Linked DNA regions of Mus musculus: all the other regions are linked to region 2. A link is a loop called in an ENCODE intact Hi-C map of the cell type or tissue named here. Cell type or tissue: left cerebral cortex. All regions are shown on one strand.

What was found. Hi-C counts contacts between places; a loop is a spot of excess contacts. Peaks named below come from ENCODE experiments on the same cell type or tissue, not always from the same donor. Only the 100,000 strongest peaks of a DNase experiment are listed, where the experiment ranks them.
Region 1: a loop joins it to region 2, with 1.8 times the contacts of the local background. A loop is called at or near these places in 2 of 42 quality-filtered maps.
Region 3: it touches region 2 in a loop (2.2-fold over the local background); 2 of 42 quality-filtered maps call a loop at or near these places.

Annotation. Positions count from the first base shown.
Region 1 is chr5:52,996,547-53,004,546 of GRCm38, reverse strand. No RefSeq gene overlaps it. Among named protein-coding and RNA genes, the nearest start is that of 5033403H07Rik, 8.3 kb to the right of the region's middle. In left cerebral cortex, a CTCF peak has its summit at 4,920; DNase peaks (open chromatin) are centred at 1,700, 2,801 and 7,626; H3K27ac peaks cover 1,000 bases.
Region 2 is chr5:53,087,689-53,095,688 of GRCm38, reverse strand. No RefSeq gene overlaps it. Among named protein-coding and RNA genes, the nearest start is that of Gm17182, 42 kb to the right of the region's middle. In left cerebral cortex, no CTCF peak of the experiment used is centred here; a DNase peak (open chromatin) is centred at 4,204.
Region 3 is chr5:52,973,866-52,981,865 of GRCm38, reverse strand. The region is part of intron 2 of 5033403H07Rik (RIKEN cDNA 5033403H07 gene); the gene reads left to right. It overlaps Gm30301 (a long non-coding RNA gene), which reads right to left and starts at 7,097. Exons shown (of 4, transcript XR_376956.4): 1 at 6,124-7,097; 2 at 4,015-4,168. In left cerebral cortex, CTCF peaks have their summits at 538 (motif pointing left) and 3,386 (motif pointing left); no DNase peak of the experiment used is centred here.

The DNA.
Region 1 (8,000 bases), 91 kb after region 2:
TAGTCAGCAATCTTGGTAGTGAAAATAATTCCAGCTGCTCAGATGACAAGTCACTTTTCTTGGAGGGAGAAGTCTTTGAGGCTTTCTAGCAAAAGGCAGTAGTGAAGACCCATGAGTCCTGTAGACCCACGCCACATGGTGACAAGCCACAGGTGAAGGGCTTGGAGCCACAGTGGATTCTAGGAACAGACTGTGCCAATTTGTCTGGCAGGTTTTGTTTGGCTTGTTTGTTTGTTTGTTTGTTTGTTATATTGTGCATGGTTTTTGTGTTGTTTTGTGTTGTTTTGTTTGGCTGGCTAGGTGATTGGTTGGTTATGTCATCCTTACTGACCTGGAGCTTGTTACACAGATCCCAAGCTGGTCTTGAATGTATGCCAACCCACCTGTTGCTATATCACGAGTGTTGGAATTACAGTCATGGACCACTATACCTAGGTAACACATTGGCTTTTTCCAAAAGATAATTAATTGAAAAAAAATGTTTTTCAGTACCAGCGATTGAAGCAGGAGCCTGAAACATGCCAGGAAAATGCTCTCCCACCCTTGCTATGTGCCGTCTCATAAGGGTATAATCTTGAACGACTTAATTAACCTCGCTTGCTTTAAGTTCTTCAATATAAAATGGAAGTAATTATAGTGCACCTTTCCCCAGGGGTTGTATAGACGTAAATTAGCTGGGCAAAAATGGAAAAAAAAAAACCTACTATACTAAAGGCACTCAATCGATATTAACTACTTTGCTCGCTTCCTGACCACCACACAGGCTAGTACATGGTCAACAGTGCCAGCTGTGATTAGTGATTGTCTACTGTGGTCTTAGAGCTAGTATGTTCGAAGGCCAGTGTACACCAGTGCACAGGGTTGACCTGGGCTAGGCAGTGTGCTTACCCCCTCAAAACCATTGTGCAATGTGGAGCTTGTTGTGCCTGTTTTCATCACAGGGAACTGAGACTTGGGAAAGTAGATGTGGCCTGAGCTAGATGAACAAACTGGCATCAGGAAAAGCATGGATAAATGTCTGCTGTCTGGACCTAGAACCCTACTTTCCACAAACTCCAGGGTGAGAGAGGGTGAAAAATGACAGGCCTTTGTTGTTGGTGTTGTTGTTGTTGTTGTTGTTATTGTTGTTGTTGTTTCAAGACAAGGTTTCTCTGTATAGCCTGGGTTGTCCTGAAACTCACTATGTAGACCAGGCTGACCTCAGACTCAGAGATCTACCAGCCCCTGCCTCCTGAGTGATGGGATTAAAGATGTGTGCTGCTACTGCCCGGCGCACAGGATGTCATTTTTCACCCTCTCCCCAGTTTTCATGAGTGCTATGACACTCATCCCTCTCACCTTCCTCTTCTACCCTTCCTCAGCCCTGCTGTACCTCCTACTCACCCTAACCAAATGTATACAGCAGCCCAGCCTCTTTTCCCCAGTCTGTGTCCCTACAAGATTGGAGCAACCTGAATTCCCAGGGGTAATTTTGCACATTTACCACCGCCCGGCACAGAACAGAGGAATCAAATCACTTCCGTGACAAATGCATGGCTGAACAGGTAGCTGACACTAATTTATACCCTGGTGCTTTAGATTGCCATCAGCTGCCTTCTCTCAGCAGATTGCTATTTTTATCAGATCACATGAGCTGTGTGCCTACAGCGTGGGCACAGGCTCAGTTTTGAAGCCAAGATCATCTACTTCCACCTTTCCCAGAATGTGCTATCTATGCTCTTTCTGCCAAATTTTATATATAAGCTGTTTGGCTCATGTTACCTGGTACCAGGAAAAAAAAAAATCTTTCCATGTCCAAATTCTGGGTTTCCGGTTTCCAGCTGGGGTATGCGTCATCAGAGTACACTGGTGCAAGGAAGAGGAGAAACCAATCTGCTCGCTCACGTGAGGTGTGTTCATGGAAAACTGATTCTGCAGGCAGGGAGAAGACAGGCTCTGTGTGTGTTCATCCGGGTCCTGAAACTCTCTTGTAAGCCTCACAGGCAAAGCCTTTTACCTGCCAAACTGCCCTGTCCTGCTTCTGTTTCTGAGACAGTGTGTCATGTAGCTGAGGTTAGCCTCAAGCTCATTCAAGAGCCAAAGACGGCCTTGAACTTCTGATGATCCCATCTCCACCCCAAGTTCTGGGATTACGGGAGTGCAGCATCTCTATGGTAGGTCAGCATCTGGTAGGTGAAACAGAGCTAACTGCACTTGCTAGAACGAGGCTCCCAGTAAGCCCACCTCACAGGCACATTGAGGTTAAAAGTTAAAAGATAAAGTACAAATAAGAGCATTTCAAAAGTCTAGAGTCCTCAGTGTAGGTCACTATAGAAATGTTAGCAACAGTCTAGGGGCCCAAAGGCAATTCGAGATTCGGGATTCAGGTGAGCCGAAATCTTAGTGCATTTCAGTCTGAGACCATGCTAAGATGCAAACTGGGACTCAGTGGGCCACAGATGGGGCTCAAGAATCAGCATTTACACCAACACTTTTGGGACAGGATGTATCTAAATCCTCACAGTAACTCTCTGGAGGCTGGAGCAATGGCTCAGTGGTTAAGAGCACTTAAGTGCACTTCCAGAGGACCTGGGTTTGACTCTCAGCACCCACATGGTGCTGTAACCCCAGATGCAGGGGATCCAATGCCTTCTTATGACCTCTATGGGCATGAGAAGTTCATGTGATACACATAAACACACATGCAGGCAAAACACCCATGCAACTAATAAAATAAGCACATAAATCTAAAACAGTAACACTTAGCTGCATTGCCCACTGGAAGCACAGGAGAGGCTGCACCGTCCACTCCAGGATGATTCAATTTCATCAGCAGGGTGCAGCCATGGGCAGTTAAAGAGGCTGGAAGGATGGCTCAGGGCTGCTCTTCCAGAGGATATGGGTACTAATTCTTAGCACCTACACGGAAGTTCACAACTGTCTGTAAATGCAGCCCTCGGTGATCTGATGACCACTTCTGGTGTCCACAGGCACTGCACACACACGGTGGACAGACATACATGCAGGCAAAGCATTCATAAACATAAAAATTTTTAAAACAAAAAGAAAGGGAAAAGCTGGGCAGAATAGCACATGCTTTTAATCCCAGTACTCGGGAGGTCGAGAGGCAGGCAAATCTCTGATTCTGAGGCCAACCTGGTCCACAGAGTGAGTTCCAAGACAGCCAAGGCTATCCCCACAGAGAGAGTTCTAGGACAGCCAAAGCTATCCCAGGCTTATCAAGGATTTGGGAAATGGTGAGATATGTGGAGCTTTCAAGATTATAAGAAGCATTTCTTTCTCTCTTCCTTCTTTCCTTCTCCTTCCTTCCTTCCTTCCTTCCTTCCTTCCTTCCTTCCTTTCTTAACTGAATCAGAGTCTCTCACTGAATCAGCTCAGTGATCCTGCTAGTTTAGCTAGTCAGTATGCCCAGAGACCCCCAAGCACTGGGAATACATATGGGCTACTAAGCCCACCTGACTCTCAGTTGACTTTGGGGATCCAAACTCTTGTAAACACTTCATCTACTGTGAACTGCTTCACCGGCTCCTATTTGTTGCTGTTTGTCTGCTCCTTTGGTTTTTTTTTTTTTTTTTTAGACAAGGTCTCACTGGGTAGCCAAGGCCAGCCTGGAATTCATTCTGTGACCCAAGGCTAGCCTCAAACTTGTTATAATTCTACTGCCTCTGCCCCAGTGCTGAAATTACAGGCACGAGCCACATGCCTGGCTATTTACTTACTTACATATTTGTTTATATTTGAGTTTGGAGACAGAATCATCCTATGCAACCCAGCTGACTTCAAACTCTTCATCTTCCTGCCACTGCTTCTGGAAGTGCTGGCAATACTACTGTATGGTACTACACCCTTCATGGACTGCACCTTCCTATCATCCTAACTTGACTTTGCCCCCGGGGGAATGCACCAGTGGCTCAAGCATGGTGACTCTTCCTTTGGATCTTCTAATTAGTGTGCAAAAGGAGTCCTTTGTAGGGCCCAGCTAGGAGGCCACTTGCTGTACGATGTCATTACAAAGATCAGATTTACCACATCTGTAAAATGGAGGGGAGTGAGGCAGGTTGTTTAAAGAGCTGCTGAAACTAAAAGCTTGCAGTGGATCAGGCCCAGGGGAGCCTTAGGGCACAGCCCAGCTAAATGGCCTCCACCCTGCTATCAGATTAAACCAACTGCTCTCTGCTCACCTGAGGGGCACGTGTGTACCCTGACCGACCAAAGAGGAGGAGGAAGGAGGAAAGGAGGAGATCTGGAGTGAACTGCATGTGGGCAGGAGAAAGAAAGGTAATGACCCCAGAATAACTGAGTCTCTCTTTCTCTTTCTCTTTCTCTTTCTCTCTCTCTCTCTCTGTGTGTGTGTGTGTGTGTGTGTGTGTGTGTGTGTGTGTGTGTGTGTTTGTGTGTGTGCGCGCGCGCTCATGTACTTGTTACCAAGAAGATAAATTCTAAACATTCTCAGCCTTAAGGGCAGGAAGAAATCACCTGCTTCCCTCCCAAATTCCACTAACCTCAAAACGGAATCAGCTGTTATTCAGCTCATAAGCTCTTTGGCCAGCACCATGCCAGGACCCTTCCAGGTTCCAGATGCCAGAACTAGGGCAAAGGGAGGACGGAGAGGGGCCAGGCAGGGGCACCTGGCCCTCAAAGGACTTGGGCACAGTACCTTACCAGCTGTCACTCGGAGAGGGAGAGGCAAACAGTCAGAGCAGGCTTAAAACTACTTTGGGGGTTTTTAGGGGCTGATGGGTCAGCACAGCATACTCAGAACACAAACCTTAAGGAAGCTGTATTGGCCTTGCAGCTTTGGCAGTTTCCTTCCGATCCTGTGCTGTTTCCAGAACAGCAAAATGAGTTCAGTCTCCAGTAGCTACCTACTGGGGATGCGGTGAGGATTCCAGAGTTTCTGTGAGTACCCTGCTGCCGTTCTGCCTTGCACATAGCCAGAGCACGGAAACCCTGTTTTTATAAAGAGCTGATATCCTATTTTTATAAAGAGTTGATATCCCCCTGTCAATTTTTCTGGGGACAGGGTCTGTTATTTCCACATAATTCTTCATGGACCCTTCTTGTTCTTGTTTGCTTTCGATAGAGTCTCACTGTATCATTCCCTGGCTAGCTTGCAACCTGCTGTGTAGAGCAGGCCAGCCTGGCCTCAGACTTACAGCAATCTTCCTGCTTCTATCTTCTGAGTACTGGGATTAGAGGCGTACATCACCACACCAGCCTCTTCGTGGAAACTATTCCTCCTAGGCCAGGCAGGCTGCCTTTTTCTGTTCAAATGTTCCAACTTCTTCTCAAGGGCCCCTCTGTAGGATGGTATCTTTCTTTGTCTCAACTGGGATACCACGGTCAAATTCCCTGAGTTTTGTCTCCTGACCAGCGGTGTTCTGAGGCAGGTGGGACTTGGACACACAGACAACTTGGCAGTTTCAATACTACCCATGATGCCCAGGACTTGTGCTGTATATTGATGATGGTCTCAATTTCCATTACCCTTGTGACTCCCTGTCCTCTTCTCTGATGCTCAGAGAGCTTCTTGACCAGTGTACAACACAGTCTCCTCCCAAAACCAAGCCTGATGGAGAGCCAGCCTCAGAGTGCCCAGTCACACAGCAACCAATAAGAGTGGCAGGAGCATTGTGACCATGGAAAAAGAATAAGAGAAAGAAAGAAGAGTCAGAAAGGCTATGGCCACACAATAAAGAGCCACTCTGGAATGGTAGCTTGGTCTCAGAAATTAAGAATAGGAAAAACTCAGACCAGAAACTGTGACTAGGCAGGCTTGGAGCCAGGGTGCAAGGTGTCTGTAATTCTCTCTAGTGTCCTGTTTCTCTTCATGAACCTTAGGATTTTTGTAGCTTTCCGAAGTCAAATACACTGCAAGAAGATTAAAAGCTAAACCGAACGGATGGGGGTGCTGCCAAGGGATTAAACTCAGTCTCCTGGAGCAAAGTTTGACTATGATAGCCTGTTTGTACAGGGCTGGCATGCAGGCATCCTGGAGTCCAAGGGCAGGAAGGCCCCACACCTCTGTGGTCATGAGTTAATCATGCTGCTAGAAGCCTCCTGATCATGACAGAGGAGACTTGTACCTGGCCAGAAGGGCAACAGTGCTGACCATCAGGTGAACCCTGACTCAGGGGGTCCAGAGGAAGGAAGAATTTCTGAGATTAAAAGTCCTGTCCTGCTGTGACTTTCCACAGAGGTGACAGGATCCCATGTGGACTTGGGACCAACGATTGATTCCTCTGGTTGTCATGACCCAAATACGGGCAGTTCCTCTCTGTGCACCGCTGGTCAGGGAAGAGGGGTATTGGATTCTACAAACCAAAGGAAAACAAGATTGCAATGCCTTCCATTTAGAAATGCCAGGTCTGGCAGGGCATGCCTTTAGTCCCAGCACTAAAAGGAAGCAGGAACAGGTAGATATCTGAGTTCAAGGGCAGCTTGGTATACAGAGCAAGTTCTAGGATAGCCAGGGCTACACAGAGAAACTCTGTGTCAAAAACTGAAAAAAAAAAGGGGGGGTGGGGGTGGGGAACCAGTCAATTTGAAAGTATTCTATGCAAAGAAATGGCTCAAATTTACAGCTTCCAGGCTCACAGGTATATGGTATGTGGGTATGTGGGCAGCTGGGTCAGAGGACAACTGGCGGGAGACCCTGTCTCATAAATAGATAAACAAGTAAATAGATAAAGGCCATATAACAGAAGTAGGCTTTATCTTTGATAACTTTGTAGCTAAATTGTAGGCAAAGGTAACTGAGTCAGGCCAGGCTAGCCAGCATGCTCAGGACACTAAGATGGCAGGGTACATTTCCACCTTGTGACACTTTCTAATCCAGGCAGCATCTGTGTTTGGTCTGAGCAAGTAGGAAGCCGCCACTAACTGACAGGAGAGGAGCTGCTGAGGGAGCAGGCTTGCAGGCTCATCAGGCTTGCAGGCTCATCAGGAGTTCAAGCCCACTGGAAGCAGAGACCTTGCCATTTATCGAGGAGCTTGGACCTAAACCCATGGATGTGAAAGCATAGACGTAAGTCAGGTTTGGTGGTGCCTAAATGTGATCCCAGTGTTTGAGATGTTGAGGAAGGAGGACCAGGAGCTCAAGGCCACCCTCAGCCGCGTGAGATCCTTCTAGAAAGAGATAAAATGGAGGAGTGCGCGGGGGGGGGGGGGGGGGGGGGGGCGTGTCTGGGTTTGGTTGCACTCAGCCAAAGTATAGGAGGAGTTCAAGGGCAGAGGCTTAGCAGTCAGTTGGGAAAATGAGGGGAATCAAGGGAGACTGGGAGTGGCCAGTGGGGAGGAGGCGTGGCCATCCCCAGATGGTCCACGCTATTTTTCTGCACACGTTCTCACTAGGACCACACAGTAAATGTTTTCACCCTCATGAGCCACACGCCCCTTGTTGCCACCACTTCGTTCTGCCATCATAGCACAAAGCATCCTCAGACGCAAGTGAGCAGTAGACATCACTGCACTCCATCCAGTAAAGTCCGTGAGAACCTGCACAGGCTGACTTGACCTGCGGCTCTCATATGCCAAACCTCTGGTAGAAACCAATGTGGCCCCAGGAGCTGAGCCACGTGGGCAGAGAGTGGGAGAGCTGATGTTCTGTCTGGAGGCCGAGTTGGCAGAGAGCTCCGAGGCAAAGCAGTACGTGGGATCAAATGCTGCTGACAGCTAGAGTGGATAAAAGAGAACCAGCCAGTGACGATGGGAACACAGGGGACAAGTGGCCTCGACTGCTGCATCTTGGTACAATGAGCAGGCAGGCTGATCAGGATGAGGGCCAAAGAGTGGGAATTCCTTTGAAGAACTCTGGCTCCTGAGAGGGGAGGGGGGAATGCTCAGAGAGCCGCTATTCTTTTTGGTCAGTGAACCAGGAATGCGGTTGTTAGTCCCACAGAATCCAACTGTTACCAAAACACAGGAGTGGCTGAGGTTCCTTTAGTCAAAGCATCCCATCACGGCCATGGCGTTTCAAGGAATCCACATTATTGAGAGTC
Region 2 (8,000 bases):
TTATCTTATTTCTGCATGGACATGTATATTTTATATTGCATCTGTCCATAAATAAACATATAAAATTATACATTTGCAATTTGTCATATAAAAATAACATGCAAAGTATGGGAAAACCTGAAGATCAGAAAAACATCAAATCCGACATAGTCCAGTCTGTCCTTGCTAACAGAGTTTAGACTTTCATCGTTTGGAGGTTATATCAGCTGCCTTTGTCGTTGCTGTGATGTAAATACCCAGCACGAGCAGCCTAAGGAAGGGTCTGTTTTGGCTCACAGGTTGATGGGAAGGCATGGCGGTAGGGGAATAAGGCAGCTGGTCACCCTGCATCCCGTGACAAAGGAGGAGGACAGATGCTGGTACTCAGCTCACTTTTCTTTGACTAAGTCATGTCCCACAGCCCATGGGATGCTGTCAGGGTAGGTATTTCCACCTTAGTCAAACCTCACTGGCTACAGATACACTCAGAAGTGTGTCTCCTAGGTAGTTCTATATCCCATAAAAGTAAAGATTAGCCATCACAGTGATAGATGGAGAAAGAAGAGGGAGGGGAAACAATCTGCGCTCTACACCTTTCATTTAGCTCTTCTTTTTCACTTATAACAACTTTCTTTTTTAATATTTATTTTAAAATCTGTGCATATGTGATGTGGTAGGGTATACGTGTGCGTACAGGTGCCTGTGGCATCCAGAAGAGATTGTCAGATCCCCTGGGACCAGAGCTGTAGGTAGTTGTGAGCTGCCCAACAGAGATGGGGTGGGAACTAAACTCTGGTCCTCTATAAGAGTAGTTTGTGCCTCTAACCACTGAGCCATCTGAACCTGCCACGAGGGAAGGAGCAGGACTTGGCCTGGATCTCTGGATCTCTGAACTCTAGAACTGACAGCTTCATATTAGAGCCAGTTTTGAAAAGCTTTTGGGATCATCTGCTTGATGGGGTCAGAAGAGGAAAACAATTCCCTCTGAGAAGGTCCGATTTAAATAAGGAAGTCAAAGAATTAGCCATTGAAGTGCATTGAAAATCTGGTAAGAGTTCAGGTTGTAGGTACATTTCACACACACACTCACATACACACATACACACACATCTCTCACACACACACACATCTCTCACACACACACACACACACATCTCTCACACACACACATCTCTCACACACACACATCTCTCTCACACACACACACACATCTCACACACACACACATTTTTCTCACACACACACATCTCTCTCACACACACACATTTCACACACACACACCTCTCTCTCACACACACACATCTCACACATACACACACATCTCTCTCACACACACACATCTCACACACACACACATCTCTCTCACACACTCACACACACACATCTCACACATACACATACACACACACACATCTCACACACACACACACATCTCACACAGAATAATTATATAAGATTGGAGATGCATTAACTTGCTTACTTATAGTGATAACTCCAGTGTGTACTTTAGTATCAAATATCTTATATTCAGCCAGTTCAATGGCACAGGCTTATAGCCTTACTACAGGGGAGGCTAACATGGGAGCCAAAGTTTGAAACCAGCCAGCCTGTGGAGAGTGTTCAAGGCCAGCCTACACTACGTGTTTAGATTTGGTCAGAAAAAAAATCAAAACAAGCAAATAAGCATAACAAATCAAAATTATACATACTGTGTACCCTAAGTCTGTCTTATCTAGATAAATTAAAGAACTTAGCTATACTGCCTCTGGTCTAAATGACTATATATATATATATATATATATATATATATGTGTGTGTGTGTGTGTGTGTGTGTGTGTGTGTGTGTGTATAAGTATATGTATATATGCATACATACATACATACATACATACATACATACATACATACATGAGAAAAGCTCTAGGTTTAATTGGTTGGGTTTGGGGTTTATTTATAGTTTTGGATTTTAATTAAGATTGCTTGGGCTTTTGCTGACACTCTTAAGTGTGTGGACTCAAGAACTCAGATATAATTCTTACATTTTGTTTGTGTATTTTATTTGGGGTTTTAGTATTCAAACAGGATCTCCTTCTATAGTCCAGGGTAGCCTGGAACTCACTATGTATCCTCAAACTTTGGGCCATCTTCCGATTATAGGCATGGAACACTTCTCACAGCTTCTTCTACCTCTTAGAAATCTGCCTTAAGTATGGAAATATATTACTATAGAAGCGTCCTAAAATATATACTTTTACATAGATTAACAAAAGAAATCTTTCTTAAGCAAGAACATAAACTTATTTCTGCCTCTGTCTCCTCCTGTGTAATGCAGAGACAAGGATACTTCACAGACCACAGCAAAAAGGTGCATACAGTAAAATGCCAGTTCTAATGACCAGCTTGGATACTGTTTTGCATTCAAAAGTATCAGGAAGTCAAATAAAGGAAGTAAACTGTTCAAGTGATGGCAAATCATGTTGCCTCCCCTGTCACGCGCATGAGCTCCAACTTTTAGATATTATCATAATGGTTTGCCTCATGTATTATTAAGCCTTATGCATCTTATGACTCAAATCATTCTAACGGTACCACTGTTACCTTTGATAAAGGCATCAACCAAACACTCTTCCCACTTACAGTAAGTCCTGCAGCCCTGGAAACTCCCTCCAGTGTCCTCTGGTATGCTCAAGAGTCTATCTCAGCATCTCCCCTGTGGCTAGACCAAGAGAGGGGTCACCAGCTTTTCCCTACTTGTTCATGACTACTCCAGAGAGGTGAAAAACAGAGGGAGACAATTCAGTGGGGGGTTCTGTAATATTGGTGCTGGGGAAACTGTTTTCACATATAAAATAATTATAATATTTTTTAAAAAGTTCTAAAAGTGGATCAATATTCTGAATGTAACAGCTAAAGCCATGAGGATCTTGTGGAAACCTGGGATAAAATGCTATGATTGGGTCTGGTGAGAGAGTGTGATCTCTGACATCAAATCGTGTGCAGGAAACAAACAAAAAAAAAGAGAGAGAGAGAGAAATTGGTTAAATTGATCAGATATGAAAACTTCTATGCATCAAAAGGTATTATTAAACTAGATGTGGTGTGCACCTGTAAGCCCAGCCCTTGAAAGACTGAAGGAGAAGGATTACTGTGAACTCAAAGCCAGCCCAGGAAACATCAGAATAGGTAGGGATGCCTAATAAACAAGACGCTTCTCTTATCTTTTTTTTAATTATTATCTCTAATTTTTTTTTTACAGTCCAGTTGTCATCCCCCTCCTGGTCTGCCCTCTGACAGTTCCCCATCCCATTCCTCATCTCCCCATCTCCAAGACGATGTCCCCACAGCCAGGCCTCCCTGACAAGACTTTTTTTTAAAGTGAAATAAAACTAAAAAGGCATTATTAATGAAGTGAAAAGACAGCCTACATATGGGGAAATGTTTGCAAACTGTGGTGGTTCGAATGAGAGGTGCCCTATAAAGCCTCTGGCATTTGAAGTCTTGGAGCACACTGGGTGGCTGTTGGTCGGGGAGCAGGAGGTGCAGCTTGGCTGGAGGAAGCATATTACTTGGGGAAGGGGGTGTGCCATTTTGAGTTAGCTTCTCTCACGTTTGTGGATGGAGATGTGACCTCTCAGCTGCTGCTTCAGCAGCCCGCTCTTGCTCTTCCACCACCACGGGCTATTATCCCACTGGAGCCATAAGCCCCAAATAAACTCTTTCTTCTGGAAGTCACCTTGGTCATGGTGTTTTATGACAGCAATAGAAAAGTAACTGTCTATCTGTATATCTGGTCAGGGTTTAGTATCTAAAAACCTGGTGAACTGGGGCTTGTATTGAGAAGGATTGCACCATAATTTTTGAATTGTCATTTTTTTCATGGGCAAGCAGCATTTAATATAATATCCTATATCCTCATAATGCTGGCAGTATTGTGGGGTATTCACTGGATTTAGTACAACAGAAAGTCTTTATTAGCCTGCTGAGTGTTAGGAATCCCAGTGTATCCCCGAGCCTTTCTCAGGGTGAGCTTTAACCATGTCCTGGGTTGACATGTGTAGGGACCTGGTTCTGATGCTTTGGTGGGGAATCTGCCTAGGAACAGCAAAGGTCCTGTTTCCCAATCGGTTCTTGATAGATGAGTAAGGATGCTAGCAGCCAATGGTTGGGTGGAAGAGGCGGGACTTCCAGGTTCCCACAGGCAGGCTAAGAGACACAGGAGTGAAAAGATGATTCACCATGCTTTGGAGGGAGAGAGAGCCACCAGCCATGTGAGATCTCTGGTGAAGTGGCCATTGGCTGCTTCCCTGACTGGGCATATGGTAGCAGGAGGGATATTAGCAATGCAACTTAGCTGAGGGAAGATTTAGAGGTGTTGAGCTGGGAGTAAAGATAAGGGCACGTTAGCTGAAGGAGGTTTAGAAGAGCCCAGCCACTGAGCAAAAAGTATATTAAAAATAAGCCTCTCTCTCTCTCTCTCTCTCTCTCTCTCTGTGTGTGTGTGTGTGTGTGTGTGTGTGTGTGTGTGTGTGTGTGTGCTTCACACACAGGTCCAAGGGAACCAGGCTGGGTAGAGGCTAGTAGCATGGTCTACCCAGAGATTAAAGTGGGGTAATAGAAACTTCATGATACAGACATATTTCAGGTAACAAAACCAGAAAGAAGCAGAACTGTAGAAGCCAAAAAGGAAAGTTAGCACAATTAGAGACTTTTCCATAACTATGGACCTCAATGAATTAGGTCTTTATTTTCAGTGTGGCTGGTAATCCTGTCTACATGGTGGTTTTATGGCCTGAATGGTATTTCCATCATGGTGTCAGTTGTGCTAAGGTCTGGGGACCACTTACCAGCAAAGCAGGAAGATGATTGTCTGGCAGATAATCAATGCTTCGTTGTGTAGTTGCTACATTGTGAGTATTCAGTACATTTTTGATCTATGATATTTTCAATTTATGATGGCTTTATCTGGACATAGCCCTATTTTAAGTCAAGGAATTCTGTTCAAAGGACTCTCACAACTCAACAAGAATCAAAACTCACATTGAAATTGGATTTTATTGTAGACATTAGGAGTTGGCACCCTTAAGAGGTAATTATGGCAACGCCGTCCTCTTATGAACTAATTAGTGTCACTGTTGTGGAGTGGGTTAGTAATTTTCATCCTGTCTCTGACTCTCCCATGTGGTTTCTCACCATGTCACCTTCCACCATGTCACTGCACAGAACAAAGGTCTGGTCCTAAACTTTGAGATTCCCTAGCTTCCAAAACTATGAACAAAATAAACCTCATGTGCTTATCAATTACTCAGTCTGTGCTTTTTGTTGTAGCAACAAAACTGATGAAGACACAAGTCAATTTAAAAATGTCTACTTGAGTAGATGTTTCTCCAAGGAAAATGTACAAAGGGACATTCAGGAGAAGTCAACATCATTAGTTAACCACAATGAGATACCACTTCTTGAACCCATTTGGATCATGAAGAAGAAGAAAAAGAAGGAGGGGGAGGAGGAGAGGGAAGAGGGGGGAGAAGGAAGAAGAGGAGGAGGAGCAGAAGCAGAAGATGCAGAAGAAGAAGCAGCAGAAGCAGAAGGAGAAGAAGCAGAAGCAGAAGGAGAAGAAGCAGAAAGAACAAGCATTGGGACTCAGGATGTAGCTCAGTGGCTGGGTACTTGCCTAACCAGCACACAGCTGTGGGGCCAGTCCCTAGCATCACAAAAATAAATGAAACATGTTGTTGAGCATGTTGAGAAATTTTACTGGTGGGACTGTAAGGTGACTCAACTTCTGAGAAAAACAGTTCAGTGATTCCTCTAAAATATTTGATGAAGACTCAATGCACAGCGCCACAGCCCTCTTCCTAGGTGCGAGCTACAAAGAATTCAGAACAGAAATGGAAACAGGTGTATGTACTGTACATGCTTGCTCATCTCTGTGGCACACAGGAGGTGGAACCAACCCAAATGTCCATCAACCGATGAACGGATAAACAGGCTGTGATTTGCATACACAATAAGGGATCTCTTTCATCATGAAGATGCTAGTGCATGCCATGATGTGAAGAAACCTGAAAAACACTACATTACCGAGACAAAAATCAAAACAAAACCAGAAACCAGAAACAAAAAAACACAAAATAAACACATTGAGCTAAGCATGGTAGCTCTCACCTGTAATCCTAGCATTCAGGAAGCTAAAATGGGAGGATTACTATGAATCTGAGGCCATATTGGACTGCATAATGAGGTCTAAGCCAGGCTTAGCTACAGAGTAAGATCCTGTCTCTTTAAGAAATTACATATATGATTCCATCATATGCAATGTCCTGAACAGATCTGTCTAGAGATAGAACACAGATCTGTAGGTCCCAGTGTCTGTGTGGGTTTTAATAGGAAAAAACTGTAATAGGTGAAGTAATTATATGTATGATCCATTATATGCAATGCCCTAAATTGATCAATCTAGAGACAGAATATAGATTTGTGGCTCCCAGTGTCTAAAGTGGAATTTTATAGGAAGACACTACTTAATGAGTAAAGGAAATGTAAGCTAGGCAAATCTGGTAGCTGTACAACATTGTGAATATAATAAATGCTGTTGAATTTTCACTTTATAGTGGTTCATTGTATAAGGATTTCATCTCAGGGGCCTGGAGTGGTAGTACATCAATTAAGAGCACTGACTGCTCTTCCAGGGGACCCCAGGTTTGATTCCTAGCTTGCACATGGCAGCTCACAGCTGCCCGTGACTCCATTTCTTGGGGATCCAGTGTGTGCCCCATCCTTATTCATACAAAAAACAATAAGTATTTAAAAAGAAATTTAAAACACTCACCTAAATAACTTTTTTTTTCAATAAGGAGAGGGACATAGATGTTCTACAACAAATAAACACCCATGCAAGGCTAGAAAGTTGAACCTGCTTTTCTATTTTTGCTTTGTTTTATTGTTTCTTTGAGCCCAGACTACCTCAAGCTCCCTAAGTAGTCAAGGTTGACCTTGAACTCGTGATCGTCTTACTTCCACTTCCCAAGTGCTGGATTAGAGAGTCATACATCACTCTTGCCAAGTGCTATCCTATAAGCATAACAACCGTCATCTTCAGGAGAGCAGCTTAAGACTGCTGAGTGATGTGCTCCAGATTGGGCCTGTTGACTGCTCCCATCTGCTTGCAGAAGGACAGGGTGGAGAGGGTCACTGGACCTTTACCCACTATTCCAGCTGCTCCCCTCTGGATTCCCAGCGAACCTTCCGATTGTGCCCTTGTTGGCTGGGCTTCATAGTCTAGGGAAGCGCTAGAGTTCATAACCAGTAGAAGGTAAACTGAAAGGGAAGTTTATGTAGCTATGGGGATACTGTCATCCATGCTGGGATGAGACTTTTCCGTGGTGCTGCTGTGTTGAGAGTCACACAGGCTCTGTAAATCAACTCAATAAATTCACAGCTGCCCCAAGCCGGACTTTGGTGGAACAGTACCTCGATTCACTGTAGCTGCCCTATCTGAGGCAGGAGAGATCTGATCACTTTTATGGTAAGTTCTTGAGTGAGCCACCACTCCTGGTATCCCCAAGCCTGCTCTCTGAGTGGTGCTATTGGGGTTTCTCCTCTTGTGTAAAATCAGATCACAGTGGACCCTGCTGATGAGGAACAGTACGTTGTGTGTGAGACGTTCCGAACCGGGGCTGTGATGTGAGAAATGCCCTATCCATTGGTCACTTTACTCACCACTGTGACAAAATACCTGACCAAAAGCAACCTAAGAAAGGAAGGGTTGGGTTCTACTTACAATTAAAGGGGACACAGTCCATCAGGGCAGGGACGGGTTGGTAGCAGAAGCAGGAGGTGGCTGCAGGTCATGGGGGTCTGCAGTCAGATGCAGATGCTGACTGGAGAGCCACTTCCTCTTATGCTTGGGGCCCCGGAAGCATTGCCAACTCAAAGTTAAGGTGATTCTTCCCAGCTCAACTAACCTAACTAGATAATCCCTCTCAGACACACCAGAGTGTCTCCAAAGTGATTCTAGATCC
Region 3 (8,000 bases), 110 kb after region 2:
GTTTTTATGAAAATACTATAAAATAATTAAAAGGCTAGATATACTTTCTCACACCTGTAATCACAGCACGTGGCAGGGTCTTACAAGAGGATCATGGATTCAAGGGCAGTTTAGCTAACACAGGAAGACCCTGTCTCAAAAGAACAAAACAGTACTGGGGTAGAGCTTCGTGGCAGAGGGCATGCTTAGCATGTATGAGGAGCCCCTAGTTTCCCCTTAACAAAGAAGACAGTGTATAATAGTGAACAGTATACAGCAAATACTAGTATCAAATATTATGTGCTTTCCATGATTTTTGTTTGTTTAATTTTGAAACAAGTTTTCACTATGTAGCCTTGGCTAGCTTGGAATTTACTTGGCAAACCAGGCTACCTTATAATTCACCAACATCTACCTGCTTCTGCCTCCTGACTGCTGCAATTAAAAGCATGAGCCATGGAGAGATGGATCAGTGGTTAAGAGCACTGCCTGATCTTCCGAATGTCCTGAGTTCAATTCCCAGAAACCATGTGGCTCTCAATCATCTGTAATAGGATCCGATGCCCTCTTCTGGTTTGTCTGAAGAGAGCAATGGTGAAGACATAAAAAATAAAAAAAAAAAGAAACATTATGATCCAGGCAGTGGTGGCACACGCCTTTGATCCCAGCACTTGCGAGACAGAGGCAGGTGATTTCTAAATTCAAGGCCAGCCTGGTCTACAGAGTGAGTTCCAGGACAGCTAGGGCTACACAGAGTGACCCTGTCTTGAAAGAACAAAAAAAGGGCTGGAAAGATGGCTCAGCAGTTAAGAGCACTGACTGCTCTTCCAAAAGTCCTGAGTTCAAATCCCAGCAACCATATGGTGACTCACAACCACTGGTAGTGAGATCTGATCTGATTTTTTAAAAAAGAATTATATTTATTTATTTATTTATTTATTTATTTATTTATTTATTTATTTATTTATTTTATGTATGTGTGTACACTGTAGCTGTACAAATGGTTGTGAGCCTTCATGTGGTTGTTGGGAATTGAATTTTTAGGACCTCTGCTCACTCAAGCCAACCCTGCTTGGTCAACTCTGTTCGCTCAGTCCCTGCTTGCTCCAGCCCAAAGATTTATTTATTATTATACATAAATACACTGTAGCTCACTTCAGACGCACCAGAAGAGGGCATCAGATCTTATTACAGGTGGTTGTGAGCCACCAAGTGGTTGCTGGGATTTGAACTCAGAACCTTTGGAAGAGCAGTCAGTGCTCTTACTCTCTGAGCCATCTCACCAGCCCCTAAATAAATCTTAAAGAACAAAAAGAAAAAAGAAAACAAACAAACAAACAAAAAACAGATTAAACTATTTCGTTGTTATTAACTAAATAGTTTTAGTGTATTAACAAACAAAACTTGCAAAGGTCCGAATCAGGGCAATATTGCTGCAGACTGAATGTTGAGCCTATATTTAGTGGTTCTCTCCTCTGTTTGCCTCACTCACACATCTCTTCTGGTCCAGAAGGTGAGAAAGGAGTTGGCTGGGGCCCAACCCATCCCCTCCCTGAAACCAGCCTGGCCTTTTCAACTCCAGCTGTTTCTGGGGTCAATGCCCCAGCCGGCCGGCCGGAAGAGGACAGGGTGTCTTTCCCACACCCTAAACTAGAAAACAGAAGAGGGAGCCCCTCCTAGGCCTACTCGTCAGACAGGTAGGAGATAAATGCTTGTGAGGAATTGAGGAATGGGTGCCTGGCCCTTTAATGACAGGGGCTCTAGTAGCACGAAACTAATTACTTCTCTGGCCCTTGGAGACCATTTTCTACTTCACCAACAACAACCTCCTCCAGGAAGTGGAAGAGGACCCTTGGGCTCCTGGACATAGAGGGAAGGGGTTGGCTACCTGGACATACCAGTTTGAGAACACTTAAAATGGCTCACCCTTGAGTACTTCCGGGAAGCCTCAGTCGATGGTTGTATTTGTGTCTGGAGAAAAGTACACGGACATCTTACTCTAACTTGTATCTGGGCCAGTTAGGAAAGTGGGGTGTATTGGAAGCAGAAAGTGTCCTTCAAGGGCCACAGACCCCCATCCCCCATGTCTGCCTTACAGCAGCCCCATGAACCTTGCAACCCTCTCCCATCACAGTGGGCTGGGATGCAGCTCACTGGGAGACCTCTAGCCCAGCACCTGCAGCAACATTACCCTCCCTCCCAAGGGAAACCAGAAAGAACTTCCCTTCTTTAAAGGGCTCCAACACTTGTGCCAGCCAGTATCAGCCAGTGCCAGCCCAAACCAGAATTCCCAGTCTCTCAGGTTTACAGGCCCCCACATTCTGTTACTGTTTCCTTTTTACCCACGAGGAGGCTAAACACAGCTCTAGGAGAGCTGCCTACATTACCCTAGGGGATGCCTGAATCTCATCATACTCCTGTTTTAGGCAGTAAAGCTTTTTTTTTTTTCTTCTTTTGAGATAGGGTCTCATAATGGGGAACTGTTTTTCAAGCATTGTCTCTTGCACGGCTTAGGAGCTTTGGGGTGCGCACTTGTTTATTTTCCTAAGTCTTACAAACCAGGAAATTGGCTCTCACAGAGCTTAAGCAGTTGGCTATAAATCATAAAGTGACTAGAAAAAGAGATTGTATCTCAACCCAAGACTGTGTCCCCCAAACTCTGTGCTGCTGGACCAGATGTAGTCTTTGGGAGAGGACTGGAGGGTCAGGGATGACAGGGAATGCCAGCTCAGCCCTAGAACATCAGTCACCTTTAACATCACCCACCTCCTCCTTGATGCACAAACATAGGGGTGGCACAGACCAGGAATTAAGGCTCCTAATAGATTTGCATTTCAGAAACACAAGGGGGGCTTGGAGAGATGGCTCAGCGGTTAAGAACACCGACTGCTCTTCCAGAGGTCCTGAGTTCAATTCCCAGCAACCACATGGTGGCTCACAACCATCTATAATGAGATCTGATGCCCTCTTCTGCCGCCTCTGAAGAAAGTGACATTGTATTCACATATACAAAATAAATAAATAAATAAATAAATAAATAAATAAATAAATAAATAAATCCTAAAAAAAAAAGAAAGAAAAGAAAAGAAACACAATGAATATTTTGTTATGGGTTTTTGGTTTTTCAAAACAACGTTTCTCTGTGTAGCTCTGGCTGTCCTGGAACTCTCTCTCTACCCCAGGCCTCTGCCTCCCCAGTGCCCAACTACCAGGCTTCAAGGAATAGTGTGTGGTATGTGGTGTGTGTGGTGTATGTGTGTAACTGATGGGTAAGTAGAGATGACTTACTAATTAAGGCTGTACAGACAGCTGGTTAAAAGTACCATTAGCTGATCTTGAAGAGAGCTAGGGTGAGGTACCCACATGGTAGCTCCAGTTAGAGGGGATGCACTGCCCTCTTCTGGCCTCCACAGGCACTGCATGCTTGTGGTGCATATATTATATATGACACAAAACACTCATATACATAAAAATAAATGTTTTTTTTTTCTAGAAGAGACAACTTGCTAAAAGCCTATGACCACAGCTCTTTGATCTCTCAAGGAGCAAACCAAGTAAGGGTGAGGTTCTGTGACTGCCACATTCTGTCTAGAAGATTGCTCCACCACTAAGCAGCAACTCCCGGCCAATTTCAAACAGTACTGAAAGCCAAGAACACTTGAACTTGGGCTTCCCCTTCATCTCTCCATAACACTTTTCGGTTGGCATGATTTTATCTCCCTCTACCTAGGAAGCCAAGAGCCTTTGTCCACACAAAGTGGCAGAGCTAAAATCCAAACGGATACTCAGTAGAGCCAGACCCTGTCTCAGAAACAAAACCAAAGACAGCAAAACCTCCTCCTAAGCGGCAGGATCAGGGGCGGCAGGAAGACCCACTGGCTGGGGGGCGGGGCTTAACTCCACCAGCTTTTGCAGCTTCTCTTTGCTTCCCTTTACCACCAGCTATCGTCACATTTGATAACACATTTCTGTTCACACGCCTGCCCCAATGGAATTCTTTTTCGTGAATAGTATGCAATGCATTTATCCTCTTACTAGTGAGGCATTCCTTGTTTGTGGTGGGGTTGGTCCACGCGGAGTGGGCTCAGCTTCAAGTGCAGGTGCGTCTGCTCTGCCAGGTAACGTCAAGGCTGCGGCTCCAAGTGCTTGTTCTAGTTAGCCCTCCGTGCAGGGGTCTCAGACTGAGTCCCTGTGGAAAGGTAGTTTTATCAGAATCATTACTTTCCGCCGTGTGAGGAGAAGAAAAATCACCTCCCCTTTTCAGCTTTGTTTCTAGGGACAAGGGAAGCTGGGAGCGCTTCCGCAAGAGTCCATTCCGAAGTTCCTTTCTGAGTTATCCTTCTCTTTGGGTACTCGCCTTCGGGGTTTTAAATTTTTCTTTTGTCTCTGTTTAATGTCTATCAACTGTATTTATGTCATATTCCAACATGGGCATATATCGTGTGCAATGATCAAATCCATCTCTCCGACTCCTTCCCAGCCTCTTATCACCGCCATCCTATTTGAGTTGAGAACCCGGGGCAACTTCTCTTCCTGCATCTGGTTTATTTCATGTAGCACATATCCTTCAGTTCTAGACTTTTTTTTTTTTTCAAGTGACAGTATTTTTTTTTCTTCATGCCCGACTAAAACTTCATGTTTCACATTTTCTTTGCCCTCTCGTCTCTTATGCCCGTGTCTTTGTGTTGCGTGTGCACAAACACGTGTGGAGGCCAGAGGTCACCATCCTCTCTCCCTCCCACTGTATTTTTTGAGACAGGGTAACTCACGAGGTTGGAGATCACTGATTGGCTAACCCAGCTGGTCAGTGAGTCTCCAGGATTCTCTCATCTCTGCCTCCCCCCACACTAGGATTACAGGCACGTGCCACCACAGCTGGCTTTTTATGGGGTGTTGGAGGGCTGAACTCAAACACTACCCACTGAACCATCTCCATAGCATCTCTTTTATCTATCTATCTATCTATCGACAGAATCACCCTATTTAGCCCTGGCTGTCCCTGGACTGGTTATATAGACCAGGCTGGCCTCTTACTCACAGAGATCCCTCTGCCTCTGAGTGCTGGGATTGATGAGCATCTTTGTCTATTCCATATCTTAATGCTTGTAAATAATCCTGAGATAAGCACACACAGGCACATCGGCACGTGTCTATCTCATATGTCGATTTCGGTCCCTGTGAGTGTGTGTGTGTGTGTATATATATATATATATATATATATATATATATATATATATAGCCAGCAGTTGGATGTCTGGGTCACATGCTTTGGCTAGTTCAGTATTTCGAGGAACATCCATGCTGCCCTCCCTCCACGCATTCCCACCAGAATGAAGAAAGTTTTCTTTTTCTCCTATTCTGTTTATTTATTATTATTATTTCATATATGTAAGTACGCTACACTGTAGCTGTCTTCAGACACACCAAAAGAGGGCATTGCATCTCATTACAGATGGTTGTGATCCACCATATGATTGCTGGGAATTAAACTCAGGACCTCTGGAAGAGCAGTCTGTGCTCTTAACCGCTAAGCCAGCTCTTCAGCACGCCCCCCCCCCACCTTTCCTCCCATTCTCATCAGTATTTTTTTTTCCTAACAGCTATTCTGTATTGTGCCAGATATCTCATTATAGTTTTCGTTTGTATTTTCCTGATACTAGCCACCTGTATCTTTTTATCCATGTGCATTATTGAAGAAACAGGCATAGTGGCAATTTTTAAGAATGGGAAGGAGTTGCTGGAGATTAAACCCACAGCCTATGCTTGCTAAATAAGCACCTCATAGTCAGCAGTTAATTAAAATTAATTAATCACAGAGTCTCCATATGTAGCCCAGGCTGCCGTCACACTTACAACCCTGCTCGGCCTCCCAAGTGCTGGGGTGGCATGCATCTATATTCCCTTGCCTGACTTTCATAAATGATTTATTTAAGTTCTGGAATGACTGGAATTTTGTCTTCACACTTCCCTTTCTAAGTTAAGGCTGTTTGGTCAGTCATTACCCTGCTTAGAAGTGGAATTAGTGATGGATTGTGAACACACCTGTTGGCTGTTTCCTGTGGGGGTCATTGTGTTATATGTGCAAGGAATGGAAACTTACCGTTGGAAACAACAACCTTCTGGTCAGGACAACCAGTCTCTTACCTGGACAGCCTTGTCCAATTAGCAGCTCAGGAGGTTAGGCAGTGCCAGAGCCTAAACTGAAGAGACTGAATAGCTCTGCAAAGGTAGTCAGAATGTGAATGGAGCCCCTCCCACTCCCGGGATTCCCGGGAGGGGCGGGGCCAGGAAGGAGGCTGGATACCAGATTGCGGAGTCCATGCGTCCATGTCCATTGGTCCAGCTCTATGCGAACTACCACCGTATTGTAGGGGGGCACTCATGTACTTGGGGTTTAGTGACTACTTTCCTTGCACAGGATGATGTAGGGGAAAGAGTCAGAGTTTTGTTTGCTGGACTGTGAATGGAACCCAGTACTTCCGGTTGACTTATCTGCCCAATAAAAGCGACTGTTTGGGGAGTGTTTGTTTTTGAGACATTTCTTGATTTTTGGGCCAGCCTGGAATTTGTCATGTAGCGAAGGATGACCTTGATCTTCTGACCCTCGTCCTTACCTCTCCCAAGTATCACTAAGCTTGACTTACGCAGTGTTTGTTTGAGATCCAACTCTGGACCTCTCCTGTGCTAAGCTACTTCCCCAAACCCAAAGAAGGTTAAATAAGGAGGGAAGACCCACTCCAACTGTGAGCATTTCATGGACTGGGACCCTGGACTGAATGAAAAGGAGAAAGTGAAGGGCCAGCAGGATGGCTCAGCAGGTAAAGGGGTTTAGTGTACAAACCTGACACCTGAGACCCATTGCTGAAGTCTGCGTAAAACAAGCTGGAACTGGTAGTTGTGCATCTCTGTAAAGCCAGCACTTCTCAGGCAAGATGGAAGGCAGAGACAGAAGGATCACCAGAAAGCTCAAGGACCCACTAACCAAGAATATACACTGAGAAACAGTAAGGGGGCCTGCCTCAATAAGGCTCAAAGAGACAACTGATTTCACAAAGGTGTTCTCTGACATCCCCCCCACCCCACCCCCACACACAGACATGCATGCGCATGTGTACTAGGGAAGAGAGAGAGAGAGAGAGAGAGAAGAGAAGAGAAGAGGCACTCATCTATCTCTGCTTACTGCTGGAGGGTTTAAAGCCACCAGCTGCCTCAGGCTCCTGCCCCAACACCTTTCCCACCAAGATGGATGAATACTCAAACCATTCTATGTATTGGACTACCAAATTCTATAACTGGATGGTCTAGGCCTATGAGTGACTTCTTCTTTGCAAGCTGGTTAGATAAAATCAGCTACAGCCAGTTACTGGAGGAATTAGAGGCAGGTGGGTTTGGAGTGCTCTGATTGGAGGAGGAGAGACCAAGAGGGAAAGAAAGAGGAAGAAGAAGGTGAGGAGGAAAGAGAAGCCGCAATGGGTTAAGTGAGACATGAAAATGTGGCCCTGGGGGCTGATGTAAGAGAGCAAGAGCAGCCGAGATAGAACCTAGTAACAGCTCAGGGTTATCAATAGGAAAGTAGATTCTAATAGCATAGAGGGTAAGCATCTTCTCAGCTCGTGTGCTGTTTAAGGCATAATAATTAATAATAATAATGTGCCTTTTATTAAGGTGGGGTAGAAACCCCAGATTGGGATAGCGGGGAGAAGGACCATGAGCTCGCAGTCAGGAGAAACAGCAAGTATCTGGGGCACACTGCTGGGGAGGCAGCGGGGATGCGGCCAGGTCGGCAGTTAGAAGAGTCGATTAGGAGTGACTCCCAAGTAATTGTCAAAGCCAAATAAAAAAACCATAGTCCGAGTCTCATTTATTTGCAAGCTAGCCAGGGATAAGCTTAAATTGGTTGTACTACCTAAACCCACTCTTCCTTAAATTGCTTTTTAAAAAATTTACATTGATGCCTTTATTTACTGTGGATGCGTGCACGCGTGCATGCATCCGTACTGACACGACTCTCAGGAGTCAAC